2 separate regions of the Mus musculus genome follow, and region 1 is linked to region 2. A link is a loop called in an ENCODE intact Hi-C map of the cell type or tissue named here. Cell type or tissue: left cerebral cortex. All regions are shown on one strand. Each heading gives the region's core, and the rest is flanking DNA. Links, peaks and the distances in the headings are about the cores only. Region 1 holds the start of Gm42395 (a long non-coding RNA gene). Region 2 has its middle 76 kb from the start of Gm42395.

Evidence for each region. Hi-C counts contacts between places; a loop is a spot of excess contacts. Peaks named below come from ENCODE experiments on the same cell type or tissue, not always from the same donor. Only the 100,000 strongest peaks of a DNase experiment are listed, where the experiment ranks them.
Region 1: it touches region 2 in a loop (2.6-fold over the local background); 2 of 42 quality-filtered maps call a loop at or near these places.

Annotation. Positions count from the first base shown.
Region 1 is chr7:62,302,047-62,311,664 of GRCm38, forward strand. Gm42395 (a long non-coding RNA gene) reads right to left here and starts at 7,873. Exons shown (of 2, transcript XR_882150.1): 1 at 7,588-7,873. In left cerebral cortex, for the core only: no CTCF peak of the experiment used is centred there; a DNase peak (open chromatin) is centred at 4,991.
Region 2 is chr7:62,229,326-62,238,943 of GRCm38, forward strand. No RefSeq gene overlaps it. Among named protein-coding and RNA genes, the nearest start is that of Gm42395, 76 kb to the right of the region's middle. In left cerebral cortex, for the core only: a CTCF peak has its summit at 4,872; DNase peaks (open chromatin) are centred at 1,980, 2,089 and 4,890.

The DNA of each region.
Region 1 (9,618 bases), core at 714-8,713, 72 kb after region 2:
AAAATTAAAAAAAAATACCATCAAAGAAAAAGCAAGAAAAATAAAATTGTACAGCAGCAAATATTTATTTCACAAGAAATTTTATACTTACAGAAGGAATTGATAGTATAAGATACAAGGAAACTAGTTACTTAGCAGGTGCGAATGCTATATCATAAGTTACTTAACTAAATGGAAGTAAATCCCAAAGAAAAGTAAGGAGGAAATATTAGAATAACAATTATATGCTCTATACATGAGATATAAATATGTCAGTTGGAGAAAACAGTTTACATAAAGGAATCAGAAAAACATAACCTATGCCAATATTGAAAATATTAACCTTTAAGATAAAAATTACTATTGAAGAAAAAGATGGATAGTATACAATAGCAAATTTCCCATTTATCACAAACACAAAATAGTTGCAAATTCATCTAACAATAGATGTCCAAATAGGTGAAGCAATACAGAATTCAAGGGAGAATAAGCAATTCAAACATAATTGTTGAATTTTTCAATAACCTACTTTCAATAATGGATAGAACAACTGCACAGAGAATTAGCATGGAAATAGAGCACTCCTACAGCACAACACACCAATTACACATAATAGACAAATGCGAAGCGCTCTACTCAGAAGCAGCAGAGCACACATTCTGCCCACGATGAACACAAAAACACTGTCCAGGGGCACCATATGTCAGGGCAAAATGAGTTTCAATCAATTCAAAAGGATTTTAATCATACACAGTATTATCCTACAAACAAAATGCCATAAAATTAGAAATCAAGGAAACAAAAAAAGCAGGCAAAGGGGAATCACAAATACAGAATGAATTAAATGACACAGTCTTAATTGATGTAAAATAAGAAAGCAAAATGAGAATTAGAAAATGCTCTGTGATGAATGAAAATGAAAGCACACAATGCCAAAATTTAAGTAATGCTAAAAACAAGTTTTTCCTAGGTATACTACATTTACATCGATCCTACATATGTTTATTTACTTAGAAAATTAGGATACCAAATAAATGACTCTATCTTGCATTTCAGAAAGCAAAAGTAACAATAGCTAACTAATGACAAAATGTGCAAAAAATTAAAAATTAGAAAAGAAATAAAAAATATAAATTCTCTATTTAGCCACCTAACCAGAGTGTGATATTTCATAACGGTGAACCATTAGTTGTACTAAAACAATATAAGAATGAAAATAAGCACTGAGTCTTAAAGAATAAATATATATAAAGCATATACAGACATGACATGAACAAGTTACAAAACCTAGTTAAACAGAAAATCTTTGTAGTAAGACATAAGCTCTGAAACTTGTTAAAAATTAGAAAACTAGAACAAATTAACAGCAAGCAATAATTTTGATAACTAATTTAAAAAATATTAAAAGCTAATAACCAAAGACATCTTCAAGGAGAAAAATACAAATGTTTAAAATTACCAGAAATCTTTCACAATTTTTTTCAATGAATGGAAAATGAAACTGTCTTTAAAATAATCAGTTTTGCCTAGGAAGAACTGAGCAAATATAAAACAAAATGAAAACCATAAACAACAGATACACATTGGAAGTGTAGATTCAGAAATCCTTAACAAAATACTATAAAACCAAAATACACCAAACCTGCGTGTGTATATGATGACTGTGCAACATAATTAAATAGCAACAACAAAGGGGAAAAGACGTCTGAATAGCGGCACTATTCACCATAATCTAAAGAGAAAAAGCACCTAGGTGAATGAGAGGAACAAAAAATCCTTTCCAAAGTTACACTGGATGGATACAAGGGTGTGCAACACATTAAACACTAAAGGTTGCATATTTTATACTTTGATTATGATCCTGAGAAATATACAACATTGGTGTGAAAACTTAGAATGACATGTGTCTCTGGGATAATGAAAAGTCTGTGCATAAGACATTTGGAATGATTGCAAACTTTGTGAATATACTAAACCTCACTGAACTTATAATTTAATTGATATTTCATAGAATTTGAGTACTTATATCTCAATTAAAATTAGTATCTAAGAGTCACGTAGATGTAGACATTGATTAACAATACAAAAGAAATATTAAAAAATATACTCATCACAGGGGCAAAACAAATAAATGGAGAGATTTGTCATTTCAACAAGTAGCATGAGAGTGATGAATATCAACAGATCAGTATGGATCATTAACTTAACTCTCACTCTGTCCAGATGTTGCTCCAAATGCACCACATATGTAAATGGAAAATGAATAAACAAAATTTTGTAGGAATAGGCTATTTTCAGGATATTCAAATAGAAAAATAGTTCTCAAACCAAGAAGTAAATTATGCAAAAAAAGAATTTGATAAGCTAGAAGTCAACAAAAATATTGTTATTGTACATTTTTTTTTGCTCAGAAATTATGAAAGTGTAAGCACCAACTACAAACTGGGTAAAAATATTTCTAAACCATGTATTTAATGTAGAAGTAAAATTTTAAAATATAAAGAAATAACAAGACATATGTCAAAGAGATAAGAGAAGTAAATTATCATGCCACTGAAAAGAACTACAAACAGTAAGTAAATACATGTGAGATGATCAAAATTATGTGAGAGTAAAAATAAGCAGGTTAAAATTATGATGTACTATATGTACAGCAGAAGGAAGAAAGGCAAGGAAGAGAAAAAGGAGGCCTGGATCTTGAGTGTGTTAATGCTCACACTCACTCTTGTGCCTGTACTCTGGGTTTAGAAGATGAAATGAGTTGAAAGAGTGCAAAAGAATACTCTGTGTCCTGTCTTAAGTTTATTGTTTGGAGGCACAACCTTGTTATGTATAGCAGAATGCACAAGAGCTTTTTGGTAGACCAAGCTGCATTCACATTTGCTGCAACCCTTCATCTAATTGCTGAGTGTGAGGATAATAGGTGTAGATACCCATAACCAGCTTTCTGCACCACTTCTCATATTATTCTGTAAATATATGATTATCTCATAAGTATACCAAAATTTTGTATTCTAATATGCTAACAATGAAAAATCAAAATAAAAAATAAATTCAAAGGATTTAATAACATCTCAAAATACAATATAAAGATAAAAGAATGTTATAAACAAGACCACATAAAAAACAATGATAATAATTCTTTCATTGTTGGTCAAAAAAAGCATCCATATTGACAATCTGTTTAGGCCCCTCGTAGCAGTCCACTTCTGGCTAATACAGGAAGGAACAGTGCTTTGTAGAACCTATTTCCCTGAAGCCTATTTCCTCTAATTTATTCTCTTATACCTAATGCATTTCTAGGGCCTTGTTCATCCAACACTGCAATTTTCTCTCAACAGAATCCCGTTCTAAGGGCCATAGAGTACATTCAAGGGCATAAATCCCCACACTTATTTGGAAACAACATGCCCACATTCATTTACTTTCTAAAAATCACTGTACCCCAGAGGATAATGTTCTGTCCTTTCATTCAATATGGATTTTAAATGTCTTTCTCTGAAACATAAATGATAGAGATAAACAGATAAATAAAATGCACCGTGTGTCCTCTAGGCATCCACTCTATTGAGGATGGTCTAATTCGCTTAGAAGACCTCCAATTACAAAAGGCATGTCTCAGTAAACTTATGTGAAACTTAAAGGATCCCAATAGCCTGTCTCCTTTTCAACAATTTCCAATCTAACCATCGCCTGAGGACTGATTTTCTTCGATCCTTTCCCATCCCCTCCAATTGCTCTATGTCTTGATCAAATTAATTTCAATGACATACACATAATACAACAAAGAGGAGGTACAAGAAAGAGAAAATAGAACCTAGAGGTGGTACACATTGCTGCTGTAGGGTGTGCGTGGCTCTATACCTCCACTTCTTCAGGGAACCTCAGAGTGATTAGATTAGTCCAGGGGTATTACTCCACTTGTCTTGAAGACACAAAGACTTCGTTCCTTGGTGGGCCCCTCACTCTGTGCAGATTGGAGGGAGTGGCTTCACTGCAAAGAATCTTGGAACTTGTGAATATATGTTATTGTTTTTACTTTTTTTATTTCCTAATTGATGGAATCAAAGATGTTAGGGAAGCTTTTATAGTAAAAAAATAACAAACAAATCTGAGGATATCACATAATATTAAAACCAATAAAGGAACAAAAGAAAATAACAAAACATCAAAACAAAAGAAAGCATTTGGAGAAATACCGCAGGTGCTTTTACACTGCTAAGGCAGAGCTCCTGCTCATTGTAAAACAAACAAACAAAAAACAAAACAAACACAAGCAAATCGATATGTGTGACCTGGGGATGTGAATAGCTACAGTAGAATGTCCTTCCCACACACACATTTACACACAGTGAAAAGCTTTTGTAATCTGAGCTTGGCTAATCATTAAACTAAAGCAAAGGTTATAATTTATCACTGTAAAATTAAGAAATTTTTTCATTCCTTAAATGGAAAGCTAGGCTAAGTGAAAAAACACAGTTCTTATGTCTTTGGAAACTGATGCAATATACACAAGGGCCCATCAAGATTGAGCCACTACATTTGGAAATAAACTGGCATTATGATCAACTGCTGCAAAACATTACCAACCCTTGCCACATGGACATTACTCCTGCATACTTTTTTTTAAATGATGAAATTATTCAAAATTGAGGAAAATATCATTATACACGCTGACCTCTAAAATAACGTAATTTAAACAACCTTGGGAAATTGGAGGCAACCTTCATTTCAAACACAGTATGCAATAATTAATTGAATGATGGTCTTTTTTCCCTGATAGACCCTCATGTTGCTGAAAAAAAATAATTGCCAAGCCTTCTTAGCAGCCTGGAAAGTGCTTGTAAAATTACTGTTAGGTGAAAATCAGAATATAAATTATATGTAGCTATCATTTCAACTACTCAGAAATGTGTATTCATATGCAAAAAAATCTGGCCAGGCACACAAACAATATTATACCACATTATATGTATGGCACTGAAATTCATTTGATCGAGAAGATAGAAGAATAGGAGGGGATGGGAGGGGAGGAGAGGGGAGGAAATCAGTCCTTAGGCGATGAGTAGAGTGGAAACTGTTGCCAGGGAGACGGGTTACCAGGCTCCTGAAATTGCGTAAATGAGAGGTGATGAAATTCCTAACCAAGGCAGAGGCTGTGAGGATAAAGGGAAAAGAAAATTGAGGTTATTATATATTTTAAAGAAAAAATCATTATCAGAAAAATGTAGGTTTTTTTTCATGGAAAAGTAATAACAAAAACACTGAAAGGAAACATCCGTTGGGTTTTCTATTATCATCATTTGGAATAATAATATTACACGTTGCTTGTAAATAATTTGAAAAGATAATGGTGGGCACTGTTAGTTAATTGCTTAATCAGTGCCAGGCATATCATCTTGTCATGATTCTATGCAGCACATGTGCTTGTTTTAATCAGTATTCTCAATTTAAAGAGGTGACTGAGGTTAAGTATCTCATTCCACATTATCTAAAAGATAAAAAAGCAGGAAATACAGAATTTCTGATAGAGAAAGAGAGTATATTTTGTAAAGAAAATGTCCAATTCCTGGATCAGAGTGATAAGATACACAGACCTCGGCCAAACTGAAAGCCTCTGTACATTTCTCAGCATTCACTTTTGGACTGTCTTCCTTCATTTTTTTAAATTTTATTTCCTTCCTTTGTCTTTCTGGTAAATATATTTCAAAAATACTTAATATAATTCACATAGGGTTTTTTCTTTATATTTCTGGAGGAGCAGAAATTTCAGCATTTGTCCCACTGCAGCATTCAAATAGTTAATAAGCCTTCATTCAGGCTTGTGGGCCTTTCAATTCAAGAAGAAAAAAGAAGCCAGCATCTCCCTTTGAGAGTCTGTTAGGCATGGACAGCTGGAATTGAAAAGTTAGAGGAAATTGTGTTAAGTCCAAAGGAACACCCACAGGTCATTTCAGATCATTTGTCCACAGAGAGTTAAAAATCGTGTCTTTGAAACTCTGCTGTCTCTCCTTAGGTAAATATTGGCAGAACTGAGAAGGACAGTCAGTGGATTATACTGTATATATATAATAAGTACAAGACAAAGGATCCCTGCTTCAATGATTAAGTGATATAGAGAAGTCAGGAGGGGGGGGGGATGGACACAAATAGGCTCTATATCACACAAAAGTAGACATTGCAGAAATGAAAATTCTCCAAACAGCAATATTGTCAGCTCACAACCATGGAATGATAACAGTGTTTTGTTTTTCATAGTTCCCAAGTTGCATAATAAGACATACACTATATGAAATTAATTAAAACCAGTGGATTTAGTTGCTCTGTTTCATGGGCTTTCATTAGAAACCATTGTGTAGTACCATTTTGATCTCCACTTACACTGCGTACCTCAAGATTCACTAAGTCTAGTCCTTTTCCTAGATAATGATCCATATGTCAGAAACATTGTTCAAGGTGTGTGTAACTTGTTTAAATCTATGGCTTTTCTGAAATGATAGTGTAGAAAGGGTCAACTACACATAAAACTGTAAGACCAATCATAAACCTGTCAGATTCTATTGATACATGCCTTTTTCTCTGCAGAAATAGCAATAAGATTAACAGGTAACAATTTTTAAAATGAAATATTTGCCTCAAATGTGGTCAATAAATACTTATTCTTTTTATACTAGCAATAAAAAAGACATGTATAAGACAGTTGTATGCCTTTTTAAAGTAATTTGAAGAAGCAAATTAGGTCAGTGAGACATTGTTCATTTCAAAATGAACAACTTTATGGGTTCTTGAATGCATGTATACATAAAGGATTAGTTTTTAGTAGACAGAATGTGAGCAATGAGAAATTCATATTGATGAGTTGACCACCAAAATATCTATGAAGGCAAACTGACAATGTACAGTTATATTAGTTAACAGAACAATTCTACATATATATGTAGAATACATATTTGACCACATCTATATACATATATACAGTGTGTGGCAATTTATACAAGCAAATTTCAGAAAAACCCTTGAATAGAAATTCATAAAACAATTATTTCAAAAATCTATGCCTCATTTATATGATAGAGTAGCAAATATTCCTAAGAGGGGAGAAGAAACTGAAATGAAAATGACTTCAATTTGAAGTGAGGTAAAAACCATGTTTAAATGCACTGCCATTATATTCCCTCCAAGTGTGCACATGTACAACATTGCTATAAAGTAAATAAACCCAAGCATTGCTTCTATGAAAAGAGATCCTAGCAGCAATGTAAAAGAGGCTGGAAATGGCTGAAAGTGAGCCTGTAACTCCAGCTGAGCAGAGTGACATAGGAAAATTGCAGAGGGTTTCTGACTTCCAGCCTAGTGCCAGGTTCTGCAAGGGACACCGTCTCAAAAAAAAAAAAAAAAAAAAAAAAACAGGTTTGAGAGTCACAGATAGATACCCAGAATCCTCCTTTGGCCTTCTGATAGGCACTCATGCTCACATGTATGTACACAAAATCTACAGACATATGCTATCCAGACATATACATATATTAAATAAAAATTGATGATGGTTGTGGTAATGATGATACAGAGGAATTTATTGGAAATTCTTCATTATAAATTTTATGCTACCTTAGCCTCAGTAATCGTGTCAGGCCTTGGGGACTCCCCTTGAGCTGGATCCCACTTTGGGCATGTCGCTGGACGATCTTTTCCTCGGTCTCCTCTCCATTTCCATCACTGAAGTTCTTTCAGACAGAAACAATTATGGGTCAGAGTTTTGACTGTGGGATAGCAAGCCTCACTTGCTGGTCTGTCTTTCTGTTGGATTATGCTCTGACAGTATTACTGAGTGCCCCCCAAAAGGGACCTATCATGATGACCTTCTGAAAGACCCAACAAGTGTCCAACCAATATACAGAAGCTGCTGACCCCTTTAGTTGAATTAGGGAAAAGCTGGTAGAAGCTAAGGAGGAGGGTGACCCTGTAGGAACACCAGCAGTTTCAGTTAACCTGGACTCCTGAAATCTCTCAGACACTGGACCACCAACCATGTAGCATATACCTGCTGATATGAGGCTCCCAACACATACACAGCAGAGGACTGCCAGGTCTTAGTTCAGTCAGAGAAGATGCACTTAACCTTCAAGAGACTGGAGGCCCCAGGAAGTTTAGAGGTCTGGTAAGCGGGAGGGAATAGGAGGATATCCTTGTTGAGATAGGGGAGGAGGAAGGAGGTATGGGGTGTGGAACAGTTGGAGGGTAGATGGGAGGGGAATAAAATCTGGAGTGTAAAATATAAATAAATAAAAAATTAAATTTTTAAATAAGGAAAGTTCTAAACCTAGATATGCTGCCTTAATGGATTTAAATAGAAATTAGTGGTTTAGTCCTGCAAAAATATCATTAAATTAAAAAAAAAAGAAAGAATTGCTTTTACAGATAGACAAACACAGAGATGAATTAAAATATAAATATGAACAGTATAAAGTTTGATATTTTTAATAGTGAAAGGCTCAGAGTTACATCATGATATCCCACATCAACATGTATAGCTGAAAAACACAAGTATTATGAACACAATGAGTTAACATGCCTTTCACATCACTGCCTATACTTTAGGCATGTATACTAGTCCAATTTCCATTACTGTGAATGAATCTCTGATACAGCAATGTAAGTGAGGAAATATTATGCTAAGAGCTCCTGGGAGTTGTGGCCATGATGTCAAAGAGGTAGCAAACAGCTTACCTTATGGTAAACAGGAGGCAGAAATAGAGTAGCTGCACTGTGCTTTCTCCCTTTTTCTCCTTTATATCATCTGAACCCTCACCATATGGGCTGGAATATTGCCCATTTGAAACAAGCCTTCCTATTTAGTCATCTCTGGAAATTCCCTCACAGCCATATCCTGAAATATACTCAGTTCAATCGAGTTGGTAGTAAAGATCAATGATCATAACAAGCACTGGAAGTATACCAAAAATGTCATATTTCTTTTACAGTGGGCTAACTTATTTGTAAGTCATAAGTCTGATAAGGGTCAAGTAAGTGAAATGGATTGTAAAGTTCTTTGGTGGGCTGCTAAAAAAGAGACCATAAATCAGATAATGAATAAACAACAGAAATTTACTTCTGCTATTTCTGAAGATTCGGAATCCAAAACTAGGGCATCCTTGGATCTAATATTTGATTTTAAAAGTACTACTTTCAGCTGTTCCTCATTCTGTAAACAGGAAGCAGGACAGAAATCCCTCTGTAACGAGGTCATTAATACTAGTCAAGAAGTTTTTCACAGAGGTCCTAATGATGTACCATTAGCCCCTCCTGATCTATCATTTTAGAGGTTAGAATTCCTTTCTTCTTCTCCTTCTCCTTCTCCTTCTCCTTCTCCTTCTCCTTCTCCTTCTCCTTCTCCTTCTCCTTCTCCTCCTCCTCCTCCTCCTCCTCCTCCTCCTCCTCCTCCTCCTCCTCCTTCTTCTTCTTCTTCTTCTTCTTCTTCTTCATCTTTTGGTTTTTCAAGACAGGGTTTCTCTGTGTTGCCCTGGCTGTCCTGAAACTCACGCTGTAGACCAGGCTGGCCTTGAACTCAAAAATCTTCCTGCCTCTGCCACCCAAGTACTGGGATTAAAGGCATGTGCCACCACTGCCCACTGAGGTTGG
Region 2 (9,618 bases), core at 1,131-9,130:
TGTTCCTTCCCTCACACTCAGCCATGCTCTTGGCTCAAGCAAGACAACAGCCTTTGGGAATCTTCAGAATCCTGACACTGAGGAGTGATCTCTTTTCTAGAACGTGGCACTAGGATATTAAGCCCAGAAGGTTCTCTGGACTCTCATCAGAGTCAACTTAATTTAGAAATCTCAGCACATATCCAGGCTGAGTGCTGTTTGAAGTAAGAAGTTGGGGCAAAGTGAATATCATAGATATTTCATATTCTCTCCTCTCTCTCTCTCTCTCTCTCTCTCTCTCTCTCTCTCTCTCTTTCACACACACACACACACACACACACACACATATGATCATACTTCCCGAAGTGAAACATTTCATAAAAAAGAAGCTATTGTGTCACAGACTTTGGAATGGGATGGAATAAACTGAAAATATAGCAAACGAAAAGTGTTAGAAAAACCCAAGGAAATAAAGAAATTTCAGTTGACTAGAGGTTAGAAAACAAAAATCTGGTAAACATCACCGATAAAGAATTGAAGTACCTATCTATGATGTATGACCCACGGCAAGATGGCTTTCAAGTAAAATGTTGAGTCAGTAGACTTTTTGGTGGTGTTAAGTATCATAAAATACAACAAAATGTAGAGATGAGCTTAGAAACAAACTGTTCAATACATAAACAAGGTTTATGAGAATGAGAGGAAACAAAATGTATGGAAGAACTACTTTTCAGGTACAAGCTAAAACAAACAAACAAAATCCCAGAAATTTGTAATAAAACCTCATTGCTTCTACTGTGGTTTAGAACGAGGAAAACTTACATACTACAGCTTTAAAGTCATCAACATGTGAATAACTTCCACGTTCATTATTTTTTTCACCCCAGTCCAGACTAAAATTAGCACATGCATACAAAATACAGCTAATTTGAAGTCTGACTGAATTTTCACCAATTTATTACACACATTAAAAAGTCAGAATCTGAACTTTGCTTTTTTTTTTTTTTTTTTTTTTTTTTTTTTTTTTTTTTCCTTTGTGACTCTCAGAGTATGGAAAAAGTCAGCTAACTTTCCTGTCCGGTCGGGTGAATTTGAATTTGAAGTTGGCTTTAGGCTGTGAGTATCTTAAGTCAAGGAGTGGACAGTGACAGACTTTCCAAGAATGACTCCCTGTTTTTAAAAGGCTCCTTTTTTATTATTTATTTATTTATTTGCATGTCATATGGAGAGAAGGAAGCACATAGGCTGTTTTATGTTGTATCTGTTAGCAAACAGTCTTTGGAAAGACCAAGTCCTGTGCTAGGCTCAAGGCCATCACATTGCTTTGCTCAAATGACCCATCTCCTGTTCTGGTCAGCCGCAGGAGAGTAGGACCTGAGGGTCAGATTTTGGGAAGCAGTGTTCCTGGGATGCAGTCAGGCCTTTGTTTACTCAACATTCTCTCCTTAGTGTCTATCTGGAGATATAGATCAAAAACACCCCAAGGCTGTTAAAACCAGGGTGGGCCCTCTCAGATTTCTTTTTCTGACTGGAGTGAGCTGAGAATCTGCATTTCTAACAGTGTTGCTCTAATGCAGATGGCTAGCAAGGAGCTGAGGCCCCAGGGGATAGAGTCCTGGGTTGGGGGCAGGCTGAAGGGCATCAGGCTCAAATGCTGAGGTAATCCTTTCTCCCAGGCAGCTCACCTTCAGCTTGTCAACGCACCCAAATTTCCTATGCAGCTGCTCTTTCCAAAATTAGGATGTGTTATTTGACTCGAATTCTACTTTGGTGACCCACACAGCACATTTCCAACATTTCCAAGCCCTAACAAACACTGCAGTCAGAAGCTGTCAGGGGACAGAAGGGCCTCTTCTGTTCCACGCAGCAGCCGCCTGTTGGCGCAGTAACCTGAGCAAAGGAACACTTGTGGCTTGAGAGCTGCAAAGGGAGGGGCTGGAGCAAAGAGCCACAGCCCAACTCCCTCTCTGCCCCCCGCCCCTGTCTAGCCCTAGATCTTTCTAGAAGCTGACAAACTGGCGCAGTCGCACAGTAGACTCTGCAATGCTGTAGTAAGAGTGCGCAGGCGCCAGGAAGCCCCCTCCTCGAGAGAAGGGAGCTGCTGCAGTGTGTTTCCATTGCGCATGTGCCAAGAAATCCCCCTCCCTCTTGAGCAGACCCCTGCACTGCGGTGGAAGGAGTGCGCATGTGCTAGCACCCCCTCCCTTCCTCCAAGTCTGTAAGCTGCTCTGAGCCCATCGCCTCCCTTCTTGTTTTTTTTTCAGGTGATTGACATTAGATAAGGCCCATAACGGGTGGTGAGAGCTTGTAAAATGGTGGCTGTGAGAGGCTGATTCCCTACAGAAATGTAATTGAAATGTTCTCAGTTACTGGGAAAGAACCCAGGTACCTGCCCCTGACCCCAGGATGACAGTTTAAAGCAAGGAAGTAAGCTAACTCTGGGTCAATTAGCCAAGGTCAGATTAGCTCAATTTTCTGAAATCAAGTTTTCAGATCCTTCAGTGACTTCAAGGCGCATTCAGCCTCACGGCCTTGAAATGGCATTTGCAATTGACCTCTGACTTTTCGCTTTCTTAAATCATGAGTTATCAGTATTATCAGTATTTAAACTTTGGACAAACGTACACGATTTAGGCTTTGAGCTTCCACAGAATTGTAATAACTCACTGGTATGGGAAATCAGGAAAGTCATAGAGAGCCTGGTGGAGAAGAAAAGACTTCATTTGTAACCAAGTCTGAAGGTAGAGGACAGGCAAGGAGAACAGCCGCCCTGCTTACTGAACTCTAGCCTTACATACAAATGCCTGCACAGTTTTTCCCTTGATAATTTTCCCCTCTGCTCGGGCTAATAACCACATTTTCCCAGTAGACTCAAGTTTAAACATTCTGGTTTCAATCTGGCTGTGATCCAAGCCACACCTTCAGTATCCTGCCCCAGAGTCCTGCTAAACAAGGCTTCTCTGAACAGCACGGATCTGGGAGTACAGCAAAGCACTTGTTTCTCACCTTATTTTAATACTTACTGAGGCTCAACACTGTTACTGGAACATTACATAGAGCTACTATAGATTTTTCTTTCACACCTCTGTCGGGAACTCACATAACCCCACAGCTCCGTCAAAGTAAAAAAGGCACCAAGTAAGAACCCGGCCCATAGGTGAAACCTGACCTGAATCCATCACACCCACTTCGAGCATCTGAAATAACCCCTTAACACGATTTCCTGCCTATACCCCAGTGTCTCCCCACACCCATACAATCCTCACAGCAGAATGAGTCACACTGAAGTCAATCCCCTTTCAAAACGCTACCCCGAGTGGAAGCCCGAAAAATCATACTTTACACTGTGTGCATCACCCTCTGACTCGAGCTGCTTCGCAGCCACAGAGACCCTGTTCTCAGTTACCGAATACTCGGGAGTGTTTTGTCTGCTGCCTAGGAAGATCCATCTTCCACTTATATTGATTGACTCAGCTCTTGTAAATTTTTTATCAAAATTCAAGTCAAACATGTCTTATCCAGATTCCCTTGATTATCCTTGAAGCCTCTGACATCTGGCGCACTCAACCTTGCCTCTGTGTGCTTTGATTTTTTTGGTCTGCTTTATGTATCGCTTTTTATTCACTGTATTAATAAACATAACATGCAAATCTGGTGAGAGCCTGATTAAAATCTACAAGGAAGCAGGTACCTTTATTTTACACACCAACATGCCCCAAGCTTGTAAAACAGGATCATATAATCATCAGAGTTTTAAGAGATTTTTGTTAGGTAAATAGATAAGTAAATAAATAAATAGCAGGATCTTAAAATGAAATGACAGGTTAGGAACTATGAATAGTGTTAGGAAGAATGAAAGGCAAATAACAAAACAAAACAAAACAAAAAGAAAAGGCGAAAAGCAAAACAATTAGTCTCTGAAACAGACTTCTGAAGTGCTTTATTGGCAGACAGCAAGGTGATCACAATGAATCGCTCCATTTGCTTTTGCTTTCTTTGCTCTCCATCACAAAGCTCCCGGGCCCTCACTTCCTTGGAACGCAACGTGGATACACATGGCCATGAAACTTACTTTCCCTGGAAGTGCTTAATTTCACAATCGGCGGCCTCATCATTAATATCTTGGTCTCCATGTGTCTGAATCACACAGGCAAGTCCTCAAATGTTCACCCCTTGCCAGCAACAGAGAGGGTTTCGAGGGATTAGTTGTCCAGATAAAGGAACGAGACTGAGAGGCCTCCGAGTTTCCTTTTTTGAAATCAGAGCAAGTCTATAATAAAGCCATTGTTTTTTGTGATCTCATAGAAACCTCTAAAAGTAAAGACTTTTACAATACATTGCAAAATGTAAAATATCCTATTTTGCTTCTGCACCAGTCTATTTTTTTCCAAAAAGAACTAAAAATTTTGTGATTGTCAGCATCATTTGCAATAGCAGAAACATTAGAAATGTTCTAGTTCTCTATGAATATATGAATGACTACAATACATAGTGCCTATGATCTTAGGTATCACAGACTTTATAACACATACTGTGATTAATAAAGTGGTCTGTGAGATTTTACAAATTGAGAACAATTTTAAATCACAATGTAAAATCAATCTGTGAATTTCCATAGACACATAGGATTGTGTATTTAGAGTCATCATCAGTTCCTTTTGAGAGTCAATTTGAAATAAAGATTTCATCTGGTTAAGCTAGGGGTCACAAAGTATTGGATATTTCACACAGTGGTATATTATTTAAATATTTGTAGTTGGTATGATTTTTTTTAAATACTCTGCTTCACATATCGTCCCCTCGTCTGTTTCCGATGTGCGGGGGCTGTTTTTATCAGCAGCTGCCTATATTGCAGGCACTTTACTCCATCTAGAGACTTCCTGTTCTGGTTGCTAGATGGCACTGTAACATGATTAGAGAAGGCTCCCAACCACCATAAAGGAAATGGGAAGAAAAATCTCTTTGAAACAGCCAACTTGGATTTGCCAGGGGTTCATTCCTCCTCAAGGAAGTGAGGATTTGTTCCTTTGGTTACAAGCAGATGTTTGAGAATTTGGGTGGAGGGGAAAGCAGGAACTCTTGGGAGGCTGAAAACACAGCTGTATTAGAGCGAGTGTCTCGGGACCCTGAAAGCACAATCCGTTATCTGCAATCATTCATACTCCAGATCTCGCACATTCTTAAGAAATGGTCTAAATGGACAGTAGAGCCAAAAACTAGACCTTTCTCTGGGACCTACTATTTTGCAATCTACAGAAATAATATATAAAAGGTCTTGGAAAAGGTTGCTGCATCGGATTTGGGCAAGTGGCTGACATTTGGCATGGGAGAGAGCAGGCGTCATAGCACTGAAAACATTTCCGACGACAAGAGGAATCAATTAGAAAAGTATCCCGTCAAATTTTAATTATCTCCAATTTTACTCTTTTACACAGGGGTCAGAAGATCTGCCACAAGTGAATTGGTGGAGCCAACTGGGGAAACATTAAAAAAAAAAAAACACCTTATTTAGAGAATTTTCATCCCATAAATATAAATGATCACTTTTTAAAAAGCCATTGTGGAGTTAGAGGCAAAAACCTGTAATCCCAGCGTTCATGGGGTTGAAGAAAAAAATTTAAAAGGAGGGATAGGGAGGAACAAGATCTGTATTTAATCTATGTATACATGGAGATTTATCCAAACAAATTCAAATAATTCCCAATTGCATATGGTTGAGATATTAAAAATCATTTCACAACATTTGGTTAACTTCCATTGGGAGAAACTGTAGCTAAAATGCTATCTCATATCATTAAAAAATAAATAAGGCTAGTGATCTGGAACTAGAAAAGGTAGCTTAAAAGAAGTGAAAAAGATAACATATAGGCTTATTGGAAACCTTTGCAAATTTTGTAACTGTATTATAGAAGGAATGTCTATAAATCACTGGAAGAAAAGGCTGCTGAGGTGATGGGGAACTAGGCAAATTATATGAAAAATCAAATCATGGCAACACAAGATCTAAATGTGTGTATTTATGATTTGTATTTCCATGCTCCTAGTCTACAACAGCTTAGTCCCATGGGCATTGCTGCCCTACGGCACTGATAGGCTCTTGCCAGAGGCTAAAGTTCTGGAAACAATTAATGTTAATGGGGAATAAGAAAATCATTTTATTTTCCAAGCATGTAATTATTGGTGTGATCATGAATACATTTTATGTCTTAAAATTACATTAGAAAGCCCCACAGGGAGATTAAAGCAGCCTGAATGGGGGGGGGGTGCTTTGTTACCTTTATCTGCAGGGAGTTGGAAGCAATCACAAATATTTAAGAACATTTGTGTGTTGCATATTTTGAAACAAATAAACTGTTACAGAATTTTCAGAGCGTATGCTCATCTCTATGTGCACTCATACATAACAATGAAGATAAAGGTCCTTAATATTCTGCTTAGTACAAAATAGCTTTTCTGTTGAATATTACCAAATATCACCTCAATGGCTAATAAATAAATATGACTTTAAGGATCATGTATAGTTAACATGATCATCACAAGCCGCTGTCCTGTATAAACACACACACACACACACACACACACACACACACACACACACACACACACAATGCCTAGCATAGGTTTCCAGCTGGACCTATCCATCCATGAAACCCACTCTGGGCTTCTGGCCAAAGAAGGAATAGATTCTAGAATGGTGGTATGTTTTTAGAGTCCCCAAATAAGTCCAGGTTAGCATATGTTCCCTTAGGATCAGGGAAGAGTAAGAAATTGAAGTCAAGAATGTTTCTTTGTGGTTTTTCAGAGAGGGAGGGCATAAAGAGAGGGAGAGGAGAAAAGAGAGAGACAGAAAGAGATTTATATGTCTGTTTCCGTGGGGTTGTATGTTTATGTGTGTGTGATTGTGTATATGTGTATGAGTATGTCAGTTTGTATCTATGAATGTGTGTGTAGTTATGTGTGCATCTATGTGAGTATGTCTGCATTTGTCTGCATATGTGTGTCTTCATGAATACTAGTGTGAGGGTTCCTATGTATATGTGTGTCTTTCTCTGTGTATCAGTCTTTCTCTGTGTCTCTGTATGCAAAATTATGTGTATGCATTTGTGTTTGGATCTGTGGGTATATATGTTCATGTGTGTGTTTGTGTGTGTATGTGTGTGTGTATTTTCTGTGTGTGTGTGTTTTCTGTGTCTGTGTGTGTGCATCTGTGTGTATATACCTGTGTCTTTGGTGTGTGTGTGTGTGTGTGTGTGTGTGTGTGCGTGTGCCTGTTTATAAGATTCTGTCTGTATATCCATGTGTGCATGTGTGAGTCTCAGAATGTGTCTGTGTGTGTCTGTGTTTTCTTGACTGTGTCTCTCTGTGTCTCTATGAGTGTTTGTGAACGTTTGTTCTTTGAATATTTCTGTGTATAAGTATATTTCTATGGGAGTATGTGTATGTAAGTAAATCTTTGTGTCTGTGTGAATGTTTTTGAAGTGTTTGTGCATGCTTCTCTATATGTTTATTTGCGCGGGTACTCGCGCGCACCTGTGTGTGTGTGTGTGTGTGTGTGTGTGTGTGTGTGTGTGTGTATTCTTCCAGGAAAATTCACTTTATCTTCAGAAGAAACCCATGTATAAATAAGGGCAGAAGATAGATCTCTCTTTAGTATTTCACCCATTATCATCTTCTTGCTAGAAGTTTTGTTTTCTTGCTTTTCTGTTTTTTTTTATCTTATTTTATGTTAAATGATGTCAGGATTCCTTATAAACATATCATGTCAATCTTTAGCTTCTTTTCAGCTTCTCATTGCCATCATTGCCAACTTTCATCTACTGAAGTATACCTCTATGCCTACATCAAGAGTCCTCTGGGTCTAATTGAAAACTTCACTAGATTATCTCAGGGCAGGTTCCCATAGGCATACTGAGGCTCATTAGCAGGATCATACTTATGTCTTATATGTGAAAATCAAGAAATTAATTTGCTACTCTCTGTGAACACAGGGGTGAGCAGGAAGCTGGCTACTCAAAACAGAAGACATTTTGTGCCCACCCTACCAGATTGATCAAGGATACAGAAGATTTGTCTACACTATTCTTAGGCAGCTGGGCAGGCTCCACCAGAGTAACCCACTCTCAGCATGGTGTGGTGCTGTTGGAGGGGTGGAAGTCCAAGGGACTAGTGTACTACTTCCTCTATTCTCCTTGACAAATTTTCTTTAAGGAAGCTTGCTGTGATCACTCCTGAAAGAGCTGAGAATGTGCAGAAAACTGGCTCAGAATACCAGGTTTCTTTAGACAGATGCAATAGAGCATCCTAGGTTATATTGGCTTTAGTTTGACAACCGCCCACAGTTGCCCCCATCCCCTAACCCCAAATCCTAATCCTGGCCAACTGGGACCACAGAAGAATTACCAGGTGCAAATATCAGATTTTCTGTTAAATTGCTATGCTCATTCAGTGTTCCAGAATCCTGTCATCTGCCTTAAAATCCTCTTACAAAAAGGCAGCTGACTAGTTTCTATGATTAAAAGGGTATGAGGTAATTCCTTTCCTCTCTGGTCCCATAACCCTTTTGTATTTACTTGGTTAGTATTTTCTCTGGTTACATTGGGAATTTTCTCTACATTAAAACAATTCTACAGCAGGATTGTGGGGTGATTTGAGTAGGCTAGACAAAATGACAGCAACAAGTAATTATGAGTGCTTGAAAAGGCTGCAAATTTGTGTGCATGATTTTGATGGAGCTTAAACTAGTCTTTTTTTCACAGAACGATGAGGAACAAATTAAAAAAACAAAGGAATAACAATAATGAGAAACAAATTAATCATTTTTAGTACACACACACACACACTGGGAGAGAGAAGAGAGATAGAGCAAGAGAGAGAGACAGTAAGAGAGAGCGAGGGAGAGAGAGAGAGACAGAGAGACAGAGGTGTTGTGCTCATGGACAAATACACACCAATTGCCTTTTAGTGTCTTAGCCCCAAATCAAGAGGTGAGTCCATGCAATTAAGACCCACACTGCTGCATTGTTGTTACCATGAGTCTAATCCAAGTCTCCAATGTTGACTTTAAACCTTTCCTTCTGTTATTAGGTCTGGACAGAATTTTTGTTCAGATTGGCACAGTCTAAAAACGTTCTAATCTCTGCCCACTAATTTCATGTGGTCCATATATTAAGCCTATTAAGCCTTTTAGAGATTCCAGAAATATTCAGCTTCTAGATAACAAAGTCTCTGAAATAAACTTGGAGCTGATGACAGCAAAATTGACATCTACATTCTCAAAACCGTTCAAATTGAGTCTGTTTTATTCTGATAACTGCCTGAAGGCAGACTTTAAGCTTTTAGTTATTAATGGTCAAATCGTTCTCCTAGTTGTATCAAATACCAGATCCTCAGTTGAAGTTTTCTGTGTTTCTGTTCCTTGTCTTTGCTTCAGGGCATGCTTTCACACTTTTCCTGTTTCCTCATATGCCTAGACACTGTGGACTTCATAATATAAACATTCTTGATTGTTCCATGTTCTTCTGATGGATACATGTATACTGTTTCTGTCAATTAACCACAGGGCTACATTCCGAGAAATGTATCCCATGAACATCATGGTTTTCACTTAAAAAAAACATCATTATAAGATACATAAATAAA